Regions from separate parts of the Homo sapiens genome. Here region 2 is linked to region 1. Evidence: chromatin contacts called from ENCODE Hi-C or POLR2A ChIA-PET data. All regions are on one chromosome and are shown on one strand. The core of a region is the stretch at or near the end of the contact, and the rest is flanking DNA. Distances in the headings are between cores, read along the strand shown. Region 1 holds the start of FADS6 (fatty acid desaturase 6). Region 2 holds the start of OTOP3 (otopetrin 3).

The links. Hi-C counts contacts between places; a loop is a spot of excess contacts on that map. ChIA-PET counts read pairs that join two places held with the same protein, here RNA polymerase II (POLR2A). Pooled maps may share reads with other maps.
Region 2: POLR2A ChIA-PET joins it to region 1 with 15 read pairs in Panc1. The contact joins the promoter of OTOP3 here to the promoter of FADS6 in region 1. A Hi-C loop is called at or near these places in 1 of 168 maps with a recorded cell type or tissue (transverse colon) and 1 of 50 pooled maps. POLR2A ChIA-PET finds 5 or more read pairs at or near these places in 6 of 52 experiments (H1, K562, OCI-LY7 and 3 more).

The regions. Positions count from the first base shown.
Region 1 is chr17:74,892,219-74,895,261 of GRCh38, reverse strand. It overlaps FADS6 (fatty acid desaturase 6), which reads left to right and starts at 1,629. Exons shown (of 6, transcript NM_178128.6): 1 at 1,629-1,910; 2 at 2,573-2,739. The coding sequence starts at 1,667.
Region 2 is chr17:74,934,464-74,937,411 of GRCh38, reverse strand. It overlaps OTOP3 (otopetrin 3), which reads right to left and starts at 1,514. Exons shown (of 7, transcript NM_001272005.2): 1 at 1,472-1,514. The coding sequence starts at 1,490.

The DNA.
Region 1 (3,043 bases), core at 380-2,879:
GCCTCCCAAAGTGCTGGGATTACAGGTGTGAGCCACCGCGCCTGGCCTTAGATGATGCCATCCTTGAGGGATGTGGGGAATCCACAAAACCTCATCAGTATGTGAAAGTCAATGATAACCTGCGGGGCAGGTATATGCGCACGTGCACTTGGTGAGAATTGGTTTATTAAATTGTCAGTCCCTTAGAATACTGAGCTGGTAAATAAATCTTATTCTTTGATAAAGAATTAAAGGAATAAGCTCATACGAATTCATGATTAGCCAGGCTTAGTGGTCCCCGTGTGTGCCTGTAGTCCCAAGCTACTCAGGAGGCTGAGGGGGAGGATCACTTGAGCCTAGGAAATCGAGGCTGCAGTGAGCTGTGATTGTGCCACTGCACTCCAGCCTGAGTGATAGAGCGAGACCCTGTTTCTAAACAAAGAGAGAAAAAAAAGAATTCCTGAAGGAAAACACCAGGAAGGAGTCAAAAGGAATCAATGTCATTAGGATCCCTGACTGTCTCTCCCTTACCCCACCCACCCAACTTCTCTTTCCTAGGGGTCTCCTGCTAAAGATGCCACTGTCCTCACCATACCAGATCCCTTAAGTCATGAAACTGGGAGTAAGTAAAACAAAAAAGAAAAGAGAAAGGGTATTCAGAAGCAGGGAAGAGGAGTTTGTAGAGGACAGAGGCTTATCCCCTGAGGACCAAGGCCATCTCCAGCAGTGCGGGGTGGGGGCCTGGGCTGATGGGAAGGGGATGTGACAGGTGTGGCTCCCACATCTCAGAGGGCTTGGCTGAGGCCCTGGCCCTGGGTTCAGGCCTGGGCGCTCTTGAGGGAGTGGAATGGCAGCGGGACCCGGCTGGTCTGCCTGCCCACCCAGAATGATGACCTCCGGATGTGTATTCCCTGTAGCTACCCGTCTCACCCAAAACATTATTGGGCTGAAGAGCCAGCTCCCCTGGGTCACCTCTGCTGAAGCCATACTCAGAGGGGACCTCTCACTCCTTGACCCACGGGGAGGGGGAGTGGGGAGTCCTTGAACTTTCTGCCCTAGGAATTCCCAGATGTTTCTGTGCCAAGCATTGCCCTAGGTACTGAAGACAGAGCTTGGGCAAAACGAGGACGTCTCTACGGCACTGAGGGTCCGTCTGTTGGCAGAGACAGACGACAGCATGTGTCATGTGTGTCACGTACGAGGGGAGCTGCTCAGTGCCACTACGAATAGTCAGGGTCGAGGGAAGAGAATGCTCGGACAGATCTCAGGGACCGAGGGAACTCAGGGAGTTATTTGAGGTCGGAGGTCAGGGAAGGCCCTCGGGGCGGGGCGGGGGTGGGGGGTGTCTCCACTGGGGTCTCCGTGCCCCTGACGCCTCCGTCCCTACTACCTGGGCTGGGTCTCACCGCAGGGTCGCCTCCCCGCCTAGCCACTCTCAGCTCATCGGCCTGGCTCCTCCCTCCGCGGCGGTTCTGATGCCGCCTGCCAGGGTCGCGCGCCTGAGCCGGGCCTGGGTCGCCAGCGCCCGCAGCAGAGGAGCCAGGGTGTCTCGCACCTTGACCCCGGGGGCGGGTGTCCCCAGGCGGCGCGTGACTCCGCCCCGGCCCGCCCCGCCTCGCCTGCACCGCAGACACACGCCCCAGTCCTCCAGTCCTCCGTGCGCGTCGGGCCCGAGCCCACAGAGTCCATGGAACCCACGGAGCCGATGGAACCTACGGAGCCCATGGAACCTACGGAGCCCATGGAACCTACGGAGCCCATGGAACCTACGGAGCCCATGGAACCGGCGCGGAGCGCGCACCGTGGGGGCGAGGCGCTGCTGCGGGAGCTGGAGGTGCTGGTGCAGGACGTGGTGAGGACGAGCTCCTGGTGGGAGCGCCACGGCGTGGACTGCGCCATCCTCGCGCTCAGCCTCTTCGCCTTGCCGGCAGGTGAGGAACGCGGGGACCCGGCGTCCCGGCCGGGCTGCGGGTGGGGGCGGGGTGCGGCGGAGGTGGCGGCGCGGGGTCTGCAACAGCAGCCGTGGGAGTGCAGCCTGCGGAGTGGACTGGCGGCGGCAGGGAGGCGGAGGTGGTCGGGGCCCCGCACCCAAGGATGGAGGGTCACACCCCGAACCTGAGAGTCTGGACTGGGGTGTTCTGCCCTGTGTACCCTAGGAGGGGGCGCAGGAGGGTGGTGGAAGGGAAAGTTGAGAGGAGCGGGGGAGTGGCCGGGAGTGATGAGGTGCCCCCCCACCCCCGGGAAGGGAGACGGTGTTCTTTGGGGACCTAGGTGAGTGGGGAGGGGGTGGGAGTTTCCCCTGGACCCTTCCTGGTCTGGAACACCCATGGTACCTGAGGCCCCAACATTGCTTTGGCTGGGGGCCCAGGACCACGCACTGGAGAGTCAGGACCAGGCACGGGAGAGTCAGGACCGCTGGAGGGGCAGTCCTGGTTCCCCTCAGGCCACAGTGGGACCTGCCTCACTCCGGCCAGTGGCAGCCCCCAGAGCCTAGCCCACTTTAGCCTGGGCTCCCAGGGTAAGGGTTGAGGTATTTGGGCCCAGATCACCCAGAGCTAGAGAAAGACCCGTCTTCTTCCTCCTCTCCACGCAGGCTTCCTGTGCCTGCGCTGGGAGAATGCCCTGGTCTTTGCATCCGGCATCACCATCTTGGGTGTGTGCCACTACACACTCACTGTCAAGGGCAGCCACCTGGCCACTCATGGGGCCCTCACCGAGTCCAAACGCTGGAGCAAGATCTGGCTGCTTTTCTTTGTGGAGGTGAGCCTGGGAGAAGGAGGATGCAGGCAGCTGCTGGGACCGTGTGGCAGCCTCATTCTTCTGTTCGAGCATGCGGGTGTGTCCAGCTGTGCATGTGCCCACGGGGGCAGGCCGCTGCAGCTGATGGTATGCCGGTCCACTGGTGCAGTATGCACTACAGCGTGTCTGAGGACTTCTCCAAGCCCTTGAGCGGGTCTTTGCACCCCATGGGTAGAGAGTTGTAGGATGAGTATGCCGCTGTCTTGGCCCACAGTTACAACCAGTGGGGCCTCCAGATTTTGCAGTCAGGGTTTAAAATGTGACC
Region 2 (2,948 bases), core at 265-2,764, 42 kb before region 1:
TATTACCTCTGTCATCTTAGACTACTGAGACTACTACAGAGAGCTACTTAGACTCTGTGCCTGAGTGTTGTCATCTGCAAAACTGATATACAACTATGGAATAGTAGCTGGTGCATAGTAGATGCTCAATAAAGACTTCCGGAACGAGGCTGGCTGCAGTGGCTCACGCCTGTAATTCCAGCACTTTGGGAGGCTGAGGTGAGCGGATCCCTTGAGCCCAGGAGTTGGAGACCAGCCTGGGGAACATGGCAAAACCCTGTCTCTACAAAAAATACCAAACAATTAGCCAGGTGTAGTGGCATGCACCTGTAGTCCCAGCTACTCGGGAGGCTGATGTGGGAGGATTGCTTCAGCCTGGGAGGCTGAGGCTGCAGTGAGCTGTGATCGCCACAGTGAACTCCAGCCTGAGGGACAGAGTTAGACCCTGTCTCAAAAAAAAAAAAAAAAAAAGGGTGGGGGGGTGATGAATGCCGAATAGGGGCTTTGTCAGAATGACATGATTTAATACATGCACGAAGCACGGGCAGAGAGTAATGCCGGCAATGCCTGGCACCTGGAAAACTCAGTGTTGGCTATCTCTGCATTTCCTTCCAGTTCTTTTGAGGTCCTGGAGAGCTGGGAAGGGTCGGGATTACTGGTGAAATTTCAAGGGTGAATTTTATTCAGACTGGAGGCCTGGAGGGGACACTGGGGGACAAGGTTCCAGGTTCCCTTCCTCTGGGGTCTTTGCCCTGACAGTATCCCCCGTCTCCCACCCTGAAGTCCAGCCCTCCAAAGGCCGCTGGCGTGAGCCTTCAAAGGAGCGAATTTGGTCCCGGGCTGGGCAGGGGGCAGGAGTGGGCATTTAGGGGTCTCGGGCAGAAGGCTGGGGCAAGGGCACCTGGAACTGACAAGCAGTACTCTGCCGCCCCCTGGCACGCCCCTGGGCGCGACGCCAGTCCAAGGGAGGGCCGGGACACTGGACTGGTTTGTGGGTCTCGGCTGGATTGGCGATGAAAGCCGCGGAGCCGTCGGGCCCGGCGCCCGGCCCAGCAGCGCAGGGCCGGCTCCGAGGAGGCTGCTGAGTGCGGGCGCCCTCGGGATTTCCTTCCGAGCCATTTTAGGGACTGCGGGGCCGGGGCAGCCGCTTCCTGCGTGCCCCAGACCGGGCGTCCAGACAGCCCCAACCAACCTCACACCCCAGGCCTCCGCGCTTTCTGCTGTGTGGACCCGGCCGGGAGGAGTCGCGCCCTGAGGCCCTCTGTGCTCCCCGGGTCCACGGAAAGGAGTAGGGGCGCGGAGCGCGGGTTGCGGGGCGGGTGGAGGGGCCGGCCTCAGATTAAAGGGAGTTCACCTCTCCACAGTCACCCCGCTTTCCCGTTCCAATCCCTGCAGCCCCTACTTGTGAACCCCCCTTTTGGGGGGGTGGGTAGTATGTGCCAGTGTCTGGGGTGCGCAAGCTGGGAAAGTTCCGCCGGCGCTCCGGGCTTACCTGAGGCCGGGAGAGGCATCGCCGTGGGCTAACCACCGACTGCGGGCGCTGAGCGGATCGTCCGTCCAGGTGAGACCGATGCCCGCGACGCCCTCCCCCAGCGGGACTGCGCAGCCGCCGCTCGGGCTCCGCGGCCCATCGATTTTTCTGTTGACTTTGGAAATCTCATTAATCCCTCGTTAATTACCCTCCCGGGGGCTCGGACCCAGAGGGTGCAGCCAATTGCGAGGCAGCTGGACAAGCGGGCGGGGCTGAGGGCTGTGCAGGCGCGGGCCTGCAGGGTCTCCAACTCGCAGCCCGCCCTCGGATGGGGTGGAGAGGGGTGCAGTGTTCTTAGGTCCGCAGTAAAGAGCTTGCGGAATTCAGGCCTCGTTTTCCTTTGGTGATCAAGCTGGGAATGGACGCCCTCCCTCCAGGCCTGGAGTCGCTTTTTCCTGTACCCTACCTAGCCCCAGGCCTGGAGGCCGCCTAGCAGGACCCTGTGTTTCCCTTAAGTCAAACCTGAACTTGGTGGGGAGAGTTGGAGCACAGCCCCATTCTGACAGGGGAGGAGGCCTCCTCAGCTCCACCTGCGGCCTCTGAGAACTACTCACCTCCTTCTGCTGACAGGGTCCAGGCACACTTTCCTCAAAGTCCCCTGAGCTCCCAGTGCTGCTGTTCCCATGATCTCCCCCAAATGCCATCTGCTCCATGGGTCCCGCCCAGCCCTCCCTCTCCCAGCCCTTCCCCTCCCTCTGCCTCTGCATGCTCACCACCACCTTTCACTCTTCTAACTGTGGAGCCTCCTTCCCATCTCTCTGCTGTCTTCCCTCCTAAGCATCTCTATACCCTTTGTAGAGTAGAAACCCTAGGGCTTAGGGGAAACTCCTCGGGGACCTCCTGGGGCAGGGGGAAGTCAAGTGGTGAGGATCTGAGACTCCCAACTCCTTTTAAATTAGAACTGCCTTGTTTATATCTTTTTTGTTTGTTTGTTTTTGTTTTTGTTTTAGACAGGCTGGAGTGCAGTGGCATGATCTCGGCTCACTGCAACCTTTGCCTCCTGGGTTCAAGTGATTCTCCTGCCTCAGCCTCCTGAGTAGCTGGGATTACAGGCGCACGCCACCATGCCCGGCTACTTTTTGTATTTTTTAGTAGAAACAGAGTTTCGCCATGTTGGCCAGGCTGGTCTCGAACTCCTGACCTCAAGTGATCTGCCTGCCTCGGCCTCCCAAAGTGCTGGGATTACAAGCGTGAGGCACTGCACACAGCCTATATCTATGTTATAAACTTGTGTTCCTGTAATATTTTATTTGAAGGGAAAAATGTTCTGCTTGAAAACAAAGTTTGAAAATTATTGTTCTTAGCAGAAAGGCTCTGGATTTTTTGCAGGTGTGTGACCTTGGGCAAGTCACTTTACCTCTCTGGGCCTCAGCTTCCTTCTTTGTAAAATGCAGACATTAGACTAGGTCACTGCTTCCTAAACTTTCTTCTGTCATGG